Linked DNA regions of Homo sapiens: region 2 is linked to region 1. A link is an interaction called in ENCODE POLR2A ChIA-PET data of the cell type or tissue named here. Cell type or tissue: B cell. All regions are shown on one strand. Each heading gives the region's core, and the rest is flanking DNA. Links, peaks and the distances in the headings are about the cores only.

The links. ChIA-PET counts read pairs that join two places held together with the same protein. Peaks named below come from ENCODE experiments on the same cell type or tissue, not always from the same donor. Only the 100,000 strongest peaks of a DNase experiment are listed, where the experiment ranks them.
Region 2: POLR2A ChIA-PET joins it to region 1 with 5 read pairs; 3 of 35 experiments call an interaction of 5 or more read pairs at or near these places.

The regions. Positions count from the first base shown.
Region 1 is chr9:5,610,828-5,616,212 of GRCh38, forward strand. The region is part of intron 1 of INCR1 (interferon stimulated noncoding RNA 1); the gene reads right to left. Among named protein-coding and RNA genes, the nearest start is that of RIC1, 16 kb to the right of the region's middle. In B cell, for the core only: no CTCF peak of the experiment used is centred there; no DNase peak of the experiment used is centred there; H3K27ac peaks cover 1,616 bases.
Region 2 is chr9:4,769,889-4,775,273 of GRCh38, forward strand. It overlaps the pseudogene ECM1P1. Among named protein-coding and RNA genes, the nearest start is that of RCL1, 20 kb to the right of the region's middle. In B cell, for the core only: no CTCF peak of the experiment used is centred there; no DNase peak of the experiment used is centred there.

The sequences.
Region 1 (5,385 bases), core at 195-5,194:
GACATGTACAAAGCACTTTCCTATATTTTTATTTTTTAATTTTTGATTTCCATAGGTTTTTGGGGAACAGGTGGTGTCTGGTTACATGAGTAAGTTCTTTAGTGGTGATTTGTGAGACTTTGGTGCATCCATCTCCTGAGCAGTATACGCTGAACCCAATTTGTAGTCTTTTATCTCTCACCCCCTTCCCACTCTTCCTCTGAGTCCCCAAAGTCCATTGTGTCATTCTTACGCCTTTGCATCCCCATAGCTTATCTCCCACTTATGAGTGAGAACATATGATGTTTGGTTTTCCAAGGGAAGGCAATATTTTTATTAGGGGTCTATAAATATTAGTGGCTGTTTTTTAAAATTTGGTATTTCAACTGTAGTCTTCATGATCAGTGATTTAGAAAAATACCATATTGTACTGAAATAAATTTGCTATATATTTATTTCAGATTCTATATTAAAAATTGAAAAATTAGTGTTTTCTGCTGTTTGGAAAATACAGTAAATTTTCTTCTCTAAGTTTTCTTTTGCTAGAGTTTTTATGTGATGTCACGGGCCTCTCCATGCCCTTTGCATTCTCTTCCAAAAATCTGTTCTTGCTGTCAGTTAAGTGGAAATGGTTAGCAACGAAGCAAAATCAAAGTGGACCCACCCAGCTTTTATATCCTGCATGGCTGAGCTTTAATGAAAGTTTGAGTTTTTCCAAAAGTCTGGTCTCTACTGACTGGGAATGAAAAACATTTGGAAAAAAATGCCTTGAGCATGTGAACCATGTAATTTCATTTGAACTAAGGAATTCCAAAAATACTTTGCTTATTGGAAGGGCAGTTATATTGCTGCATTAGAACTTGATATTGAGAAGGATAAGTACTAGTTCTTTTCTCCCTTTTTCTCATAAACATTAAAAAACTTAGACTGAGTGGCTGGGTAGGAAAATAGTGTAAAGAGGCTAAGTTGGACCACCAGGTGGGCTTGCTCTAGAACCTATTCCTTCCTTAGGAGATCCATCTACTCTTCCGGGTTCCATAGAGCCCCACGCAGCTTGAAGCAACCCACTCTGCACTGATGACAATGCAGGGCTTCATCTGGCCATATCTTGATGACTACTTGAACTGAGGCCCAGTCCTTTAGTCAGTTCTGCTCACCGACACCAGTGTAAATGCTATGCCAGTAGCAAAACTGGAATTGCTGGGTCCCTGCTGGGCAATCTGGCCAGAGAACAAAGTAGGTCCTGTTCAGTTTTATGTCTCCATGAGGGGATCAGGTGTTAATATTATTAACTAGCATTTTTGGGAATATGTACTATGTGCTAGTCACAATACTGGATACTTTTACATGGATTACATTATTCAATCTCCGTAACAATCCTCTATGGAATTTTGAAGCTTAGAAAGGTTAAGAAATCAGGTTTTGAAACCAATCAGTCTGACTCCAAAGCCTTTGATCTTCTTTCCTATTTTGTAATCCCTGGCTTTTAATCATGGGTCTTAGTGTACTAGATTGGGATCACAGATAGCAGTGTGGCAGATACAGTTGGTGCCCTGCCCATGTCTCCTGAGCCTTACCAAGTGCCAGCAGCTGGACCATCTTGCTTAATGGCCTTCTCTGGTGGCTGGAGCTCCATATGTGAGCATAGGTTTGAGGAGATGTAATGCCTTAAGTGCAGCCTTTAACTAATGATTGATAGGAGTTGGGGTATGAATACTTCAGCTCCTTTGCTACTCTGGTAGAGTAACTCAGAGGCATGAATTTTACACTGGTACCCAAAATTCTCCAGAGGGATTAAGTCCATTACCCACAGTACTAACCCACTTGAAAACATGCCCTTTTTATTGATTGCCTTCCCTCTTTGTCTCACTTCCCTTGCCCATATTTCCTGAGATCACTACCCAAGTAAGCTACTTGTGTACATATTAATGCCTTAGGATCTGGCTTCTGGGGGAACCAAAACTAAGACAAAGAGCAAAGAAACGGTGGACCTATGAAGAAGGAGGACCCAGTTGGAGTGGATGGGGCAATGCTGGAAGGAAAGCATGGGGTTGCAGTCTCTAGGAAGAAGCCTCTGATGATGGTTTCCTGTTCTTGAAGCTGACAGTGTCATTGTGAGACAGGAGACAAAGGTTTTGGGGGATTATTGAATATTGACACACTGGATGGTTCTTTGATTGCTTGATTGAATGGAATTTCTTTCAGAAGTTCTCTCTTGGTCTGTTCTTTTCAAATGTATTCTATATTTACCCAAGTTTAATAAGAAGAGATTCCAGAAAATGCAACCATTAATAACTGGAATAATGAAAGAAAATGCTAACACGTTAAAAACAGAACATTGAGTAAATGGTCATAAGTAAATGAAAGACAAATGTATATATATAATTTTGGAGGATGTATAATTTACTCATATGGCCTGAATGTGGTAATACTATGTATCATATTTCATGCAAACATAAACTGAATGAGGCTTTTTTTTTTTTTAAGACAAAGTCTCCCTCTGTCACTTAGGCTGGAGTGCAGTGGGGTGATCTCGGCTCACTGCAACCTCCGTCTCCCAGGTTCAAGCAATTCTCCTGCCTCAGCCTCCCAGGTAGCTGGGACTACAGGCGCGCACCACCATGCCTGGCTATTTTTTGTATTTTTAGTAGAGACGGGGTTTCACCATATTGGCCAGGCTGGTCTCAAACTCTTGACCTCGTGATCCACCCACCTCGACCTCCCAAAATGCTGAGATTACAGGCATGAGCCACTGCGCCCGGTCAATGAGGCTCTTTTATACCACTTTTACTACACTTATAGGATCATTTCTCAACTTGTGACTCTATCATCTTTACTGATTAACTGGACATCCAGTGGTGCCCAAATTTTCAGGGAATAACATGGGCATGGGCAAAATCTTGCCTTGTTAAGGTTAATGGTATTGTAAATTGTTAACTATTGCATTTAGGTCGGGCATGGTGGCTCACCCCTGTAATCCCAGCACTTTTGAGTGGCCGAGGCAGGCAGATCACTTGAGGCCAGGAGCTTGAGACCAGCCTGGTCAATATGGTGAAACCCATCTCTACTAAAAGTACAAAAATTAGCCAGGCATGGTGGCAGGCACCTGTAATCCCAGCTACTGCAGAGGCTGAGGCACAAGAATCACTTGAACCCAGGAGGCGGAGGTTGCAGATTGTGCCACTGCACTCCAGCCTGGGCGACAGTGAGACTGGAAAAAAAAAATCAATTGCATTTACACATTTTAATATCTGTCATTAATTTTATATATTCAACTTCATGTCCGCATTAACCAAGTTTTGCCTGAGACATCATACTTAAATTTACATGGCTGTTATAATAATCTGAAACAAATTGGTTTTTGAAGCAGTCGCTTGGGGTATTGTTAACACATTCATGAAGAGCAAACTTAGAAATGCCCATTATTTTTTATAAAATCTGTAGATTCAGAGAGGAAAATAAAGTTGTAAGTAGACATTTCTTCTTCTGAATACTCCAACCACAAGAAGGAACTGTATGAGCAATAACAGAATATTTTGAGATAATCTTTAGAGTATCTAAGCACTCAATCCCCATTCATTGAGTCTTGAAGACGCCCAATATGCTCACCACATTCCAGTCAAACAGCACTTTCACCAGAGATTTGAGTTACAGAGCTGGATAACCCCTCAATGCTTTTTTTTTTTTTTCTTTAGATGGGGAGTCTCGCTCTGTGACCTAGGCTGTGGTGCGATCTCGGCTTACTGTAACCTCTGCCTCCTGGGTTCAAGCAATTCTCCTGGCTCAGCCTCCCAAATAGCTGGGATTACAGGCGTGCACCACCACACCCAGTTAATTTTTGTACTTTTAGTAGAGACGGGGTTTCACCATGTTGGCCAGGCTGGTCTTAACTCATGACCTCAAGTGATCCACCCACGTCAGCCTCCCAGAATGCTGGGATTACAGGCATTAGCCACCACGCCCAGCCACCCCTCACTGCTTTTTAACAAATACTAACAGGTAAACTGTTTATCTGCTTGATCATAGAAGAACATGGACTCAATGATGAAGTATATATAGGCAATGGTCAACTTTGTTTTCTAATCCACACATACAGCTGATTTAAACCCATGTTTTCATTTACTGGTCAAGATAAAAATATGGAGGGAGTCTTGCTATTCATGCAAACATTTTTGTCTTTACCACACAGGAATCCTCAGAAAACCTCTGAGAACAATATGTTTGCTTGGAGTTAGAGAGGTGTCCAGTTAGGGGAGATGTTGGGACACTTTGCTCCCTTCCTACAGAAGGGATTCCCAAGTCCTACAGAAGAAGATTCCCCTCTAATGGAAAGCAGCACGTAGTGGCAGCATAAGCTAAGAAAACAATCAACTCCTAGGAAACTGTGGAGGACAGTAAGAGCCTGTAGCGCATTACAATGGGCATCCTGAGAAAGTGACCAGGGTACAGGGAGATTCTGCCTTTGGTGTATTATATATTAAATGATGTGGATGGATTAATGTTGTTAAAATATGGAGACTTCTTCCCCCGCCCTTACTCTTCAGCCCCAGTCCCTCCCCTCCTCACCCCCTTCAAAAAAGAAAGAAAAAAGAAAAAGAAAGAAAGAAAATGGTGTTAAAATATGATCCTATTGTTAAATGTTAACTCTTTGATTCATTTATAGCCTTCAACATCATACCTGGGTGATGTGATTCCTTCTTCCCTCTCTTACTTTTACATCCATGGATGTATGCCACAGAAAGATCTACAGCACTGTTTATTTTCAAGAATTCACATGACCCTTTAGATAAATTATTGTTTTCATTTTTGCCTAAGATACACAAGATATTATTCTCCAAGTAAATGTGAAAATACTGATTTCCTTCATTTCTTTAGCAAAGTAATTTTATACATGAAGGATTGAGTAAAAACAAATACCTTAGGAGTTAAAAAAAATGTAGTTAATAAGACAGCCTGACATAAATTATTATATACATTTAGTTGGTGAGAAAATAAGTTTGTGGAAAGAGATGGTATAGTGAAGTTGATAAACTTGGGGATTCTGGGTTCAAGTTTTGACTCCATCACTTTCCAGCTCTGTGAGCCTTGAGCTTCTCTAAGCCCCAATTTCCTCATCTGTAAAATGGGGATAATATGTATCTCATGTGATTGTTGAGAGGATAAAAATTAAATAATGTAAAATGCTTAGAGCAGTATCTAGTACATAAGTGCAGAATAAATGCTAGTTACTGTTATAATTTATGTAACAGTACCAATCATTAGACACAAAGTTCTTTGTGACTAATCCACAATATACCACTAAAGGCACAGATTAATGCCAGTGCCTGGTTTCTAGCACTTAAAAAAATAACAACCTGGTATGACAGATATTAACATTTCCACCTGCAGGTAAAAAAACGGTTAAAG
Region 2 (5,385 bases), core at 218-5,217, 840 kb before region 1:
TCCCCAGCTGGGATGAGGATCAACCACTGGCTGCTCAGAGGGTTGGGTTCTGTCTGGGAGAGCTGGGTTTAAGGGGAGGGACCGCAGGAACATGCTTCTTGTGGCTGCTACTATTGTTGTGATGGCAGAGCTGGTTCTGCTCCTTATATGGTTCGTTACATCCAAAAATGGAGCCCTTGATTTTATTTTATTTTTTATTTTTTTGAGATGGAGTCTCACTCTGTCGCCCAGGCTGGAGTGCAGTGGCACAATCTTGGCTCACTGCAACAGCTGCCTCCAACCTCTGCCTCCAGCTGAGGCAGGAGAATCACTGAGGTCCGGATTCAAGTAATTCTCCTGCCTCAGCCTCCCAAGTAGCTGGGTCTACAGGCGTGCACCACCACACCTGGCTAATTTTTGTATTTTTAGTAGAGACAGAGTTTCACCATGTTGGCCAGGCTGGTCTCGAACTCCTAACCTCAGGTGATCCACCCACCTTGGCCTCCCAAAGTGCTGGGATTACAGGCATAAGCCACTGCACCCTGTGCAGCCCTTGATTATAATTCCAAAATCCCCTCTTCTATTATATTTCTCATCTCAGTAACTAGCACCACCATCTACCCAATTGTTCAAACCAGAAAGCTGGACATGATCTTTGATTCAGCTTTTTTGCTTACTACCTTCTTGCGTCAGATTCATGAGCCAGTCCTATCACCTCTACTTCTTAACTACATCTCTAACATGACCATGTCCCTTCCTCTCCATTGCCATCACCATGATCCAGGCCATTGTCATCTGCTGCTCAGACACAGACAATGGCAGCGTTCTTTTTATTGTTCTCCCCATGTCCTCTTTCAACTCCCTCCAATCTTCACCTCACACAGCAGCCAGAGTAGACAGACTGTCTCTGTGATTCTTGGGCACAGCGCTCTGTTGATGTCCTTCAGAACACTTGTCACAAGTTAAATATTTATTTTGTTGTTTTGTTGTTGTTGTTCAATTTTTTTTATCTGTCTTCCCCACTAGATTGTAGCACCACAAGGCAGGGAATCTTGTCTGTTAAGGTCACCATTGCATCCTTCCTGCCCAGCACAGTGCCTGGCACAGAGTAGTTAAATCAATAGTTTTTGGGTGAATGGCATTAGGCCAAAGAGTTTTGATTTGAGTCAGTAAGCAATTTGGAGCTAACACACATTGTAAAGAAAAAAAGGACTGAAAACATAAGGATACTTTAGGAAGAATAATGAAGGCGGCTGGATGGAGATTAATTCTGGTTCTCCTTTATTAATAGCTTCCCAGTTGATAGGGCCTAAGGTTGTGACATGAAATTTCAAAGGGAGGGGCTGGAATCCTACAGAGGGTTTAAAGGAAGAATCAACAGAATTGCTATCTTCTTTGGCCGGGTGCAGTGGCTCATGCCTGTAATCCCAGCACTTTGGGAGGCCGAGGTGGGTGGATCACTTGAGGTCAGGAGTTTGAGACTATCCTGGCTAACATGGTGAAACCCCATCTCCACTAAAAAAAAAAATACAAAAAATTAGCCGTGCATGGTGGCGGGCGCCTGTAGTCCCAGCTACTCAGGAGGCTGAGGCAGGAGAACGGCGTGAACCCAGGAGGCGGAGCCTGCAGTGAGCTGAGATCACGCCACTGCACTCTAGCCTGGGCGCCTGGGCGACAGAGCAAAACTCCGTCTCAAAAAAAAATTAGGCATGGTATCCCACGCCTGTAGCCCCAGCTACTCAGGAGGCTGAGGCAAGATAAACCCTTGAACCCGGGAGACAGAAGTTGCAGTGAGCCGAGATCGCATCATTGCACTCCAGCCTGGGTGACAGAACGAGACTCTGTCCCCCTCCTAAAAAAAGAATTGCTATCTTCTTTAATATGACTTATTTGTTTGTTTGTTTATTCAGAGACAAGGTCTTACTCTGCCACCCAGGCTGGAGTGCAATGGCATGATCATAACTTACTACTACCTCTAACTCCTGGGCTCAAGTTATCCTCCTGTCTCAGTCTCTCAAGTTACTGGGACTACAGGTGCACACTGCCATTTCCTACTAATTTGTAATTTTTTTTGTAGAGATGGGGTCTTGCTATGTTGCCCAGGCTGGTCTCCACTCCTGGCTTCAAGTGATCCTCCTGCCTTGGCCTCCCAAAGTGCTGGGATTACAGGTATAAGCCACCACACCAGGCCCTTGAATATATTGATAAGAAGAGAGAGAGATGCATTGATGTTGTGAATCTGGTGGGCCAGAAAAATAGCATTACCTGTCTCTTCCGAAAAATGGCATGACTGGGAAGAACCTCAAATTTGAGTGGAAGATGAACTCAGTTTTTAAACATGTTGAGTTTGAAATGACCATAAATATTTTCTATGGGCTGCTGAAAAAAGCCTAGCTGGAAACATTTTTTGACATTTTGGTCAGCAATGGAACAATCACGGAGTTTATTATTACTGATTTCCTTGTTTGTAAGGTCAAGAAATTAACATAGATTCTATAATTCCAGCAGGAAGAAGAGAGTTAAATTTCTAAGAATCCTAAATTCTGTTCAACAGAATTTAAGAACACAACCAAAGTAATTTTCAACCTAGTTTTAAAAATTTTTATTTTTAGAAATGGGGCCCCACAGTGTTGCCCAGGCTGGAGTGTAGTGTCTACTCACAGGTATGACCATAGTGCATTACAGCATTGAATTCCTGGGCTCAAGCAACCCTACTGCCTCTGCCTCCTGAGTAGCTGGTACTATAGGTTTGTGCCACTGCACCTGGCTCCATTATTATTATTTTTTTTACATCAAACATGATCATTAATAAGTATACCATTATCTATTGGATAATACAAAGAATTTATTGTAAGAGTATTTGCCCTGATTTAATTTCTACTTTTGTATATTTTTCTGTGTTTTCTAAACTTTCTATGATAATGTAGTATTTTTATAAATCAGGAAAAAATAGGACACTTTTTTTAAGAAAAAGAAAAGACTCACTGTGTCAATTTCTGAATATCTTTGGGTTAAGCTTTTGCCTTACGTACACTAAACATATGTAAGCACCGAAGCTACAAAATGTTCCCAGAAATCCCTGGAAATTTCCCTCTAAGAAGTACACACATGTTGATATTTCCTGGAATTCATTGCAGCTAGTTTCCCTTTTCTGGTTTCAGACTGCTTTGGTCCCAAAACTAATTCGGCTGGAATTATGCAATAAATCCATTTTTCCAATACTTCTCCCTGAAGGGAAAATTCAGGGAATTGTCCTTTTTTAAATTATTACAGTTCCAGACCTAAATATTAGCCATTCTTCTTGATGTGGCTTTGATTTCTTAGACAACTGTCACATGAAAGGTGTTTTTTATGGGTTTGCTTTACTGTGCTAGGGCTTCTATTTTACCAGCAACCAGTTTGGGATGTGGTGGAGTTGGGGATATGACAAGGAAGGGGAGTAGAGAACAGTGCATGCCAAATGCAGAGACTTTTTTTTTTTTTTTTTGAGACAGAGTCTCACTCTGTCACCGAGGCTGGAGTGCAGTGGCACAATCTCGGGCTCACTGCAACCTCCACCTCCCGGTCCAAGCGATTCTCCTGCCTCAGCTTCCTGAGTAGCTGGGGTTACAGGCACCCGCCACCACGCCCGGCTAATTTTTTTGTATTTTTAGTAGAGACGGGGTTTCACCGTGTTAGGCAGGATGGTCTCGATCTCCTGACCTCATGATCCACCCGCCTCGGCCTCCCAAAGTGCTGAGATTACAGGCATGAGCCACTGCGCTCAGCCTCGCAGAGTCTTTTTTATTGTACTGAAGAATGGTCTACCAGACTTACAGGTGGACCCCAGGTCAATGACTGGGAAAGACAATGGTCTGGAATGACATTGAGGAATAGTGTACAAAACCGGGTATATTTCACTAGGATGAGAAGGTGGCATATTAGGGCTTTATTGCATGAGGGGTTAAGTTTGCTCCCATAACCAAAGCATTGCAATATGAGGAAGAAAGAAGTCAACTTGCCATGCAAAAAAGCATGTTTAAACAGAGTTATCAGGAAATGGACCACAATGCCTCACGTGGCATAAGCTGTCAATCCATGGGGGTTTACAATAAGACCCTAGAAGACCATGCTCTGGGTGTGGTGTATAGGGGAGCTGTGTGTTGGACAGAGTATTGGGCTTGGTCATCTCCAAGATCCCTCAAGCCCTGAAAACCTATGATTCCATGAATAATTAACAACTTAATTGACCTGTAAGCTGATATTAATTCCATAGATCATACATGTTTTTCTCTCAGTTACAGAGTAATCGTTTAGTACCTCTGTGCTGTTTCAAAGATAATACGTTTCCAATGTCTTCAATTGCATCAAAACCTGGGGTCTCCATAATATAGAGCCAAATTAAAGACTCTTTGCTTTATCAGTCAAGATAGGCTAGGTTATGTTACACTAACAAGCAACCACCAAATTTCAGTAGCTTGAAACCACCTCGGTTCATTTCTCACTCTGGCTGCTTGTCCTTGGGGAGTTGATTGTTGCAACATAGTGGTTCCTACTCCAAGACCCAGGCTGATGGAGCAGCTACTGGAAAAATACTGGTTGCCATGACAAAGGAAAAGAGGAGCTTCAGCATGAAAGTGACACAAGTAACTTCTGCTCACATTTCATTGGCCAAAGCAAAACACATAGTCACACCTAGGATTGGATAGGCAACATAGTGCATAGGCCTTATTTTAATGGGCAAATAAAAATATTTATATTATAAATAGCATATAATTTATAATTTTTAAAAATTTAGATGTGAGCCGGGTGCGGTGCCTCACATCTGTAATCCCAGCACTTTGGGAGGCCGAGGTGGGCAGATCACTTGAGTCAGGAGTTTGAAACCAGCCTGGCCAACATGGTGACACCCCATCTCTACTACAAATACAAAAAAATTAGCCAGGCATGGTGGCAGGCGCCTGTAATCCCAGCTACTTGCGAGGCTGAGGCAGGAGAATGACTTAAACCCAGGAGGTGGAGGTTGCAGTGGGCCAAGATCGCGCCACTACCCTCTAGCCTGGGCAACAGAGCGACACTCTGTCTCAAATAAAAAAAAAAAAAAAAGAGAGAAAAACTTAGATGTGAGTAGAACTTTTTTTTTCTTTCTTTGTTTTATTATTATTATTATTATACTTTAAGTTTTAGGGTACATGTGCACAATGTGCAGGTTTGTTACATATGTATACATGTGCCATGTTGGTGTGCTGCACCCATTAACTCGTCATTTAGCATTAGGTACATCTCCTAATGCTATCCCTCCCCACTCTGTGGCACATAGACACCATGGAATACTATGCAGCCATAAAAAATGATGAGTTCATGTCCTTTGTAGGGACATGGATGAAGCTGGAAACTATCATTCTCAGCAAACTATTGCAAGGACAA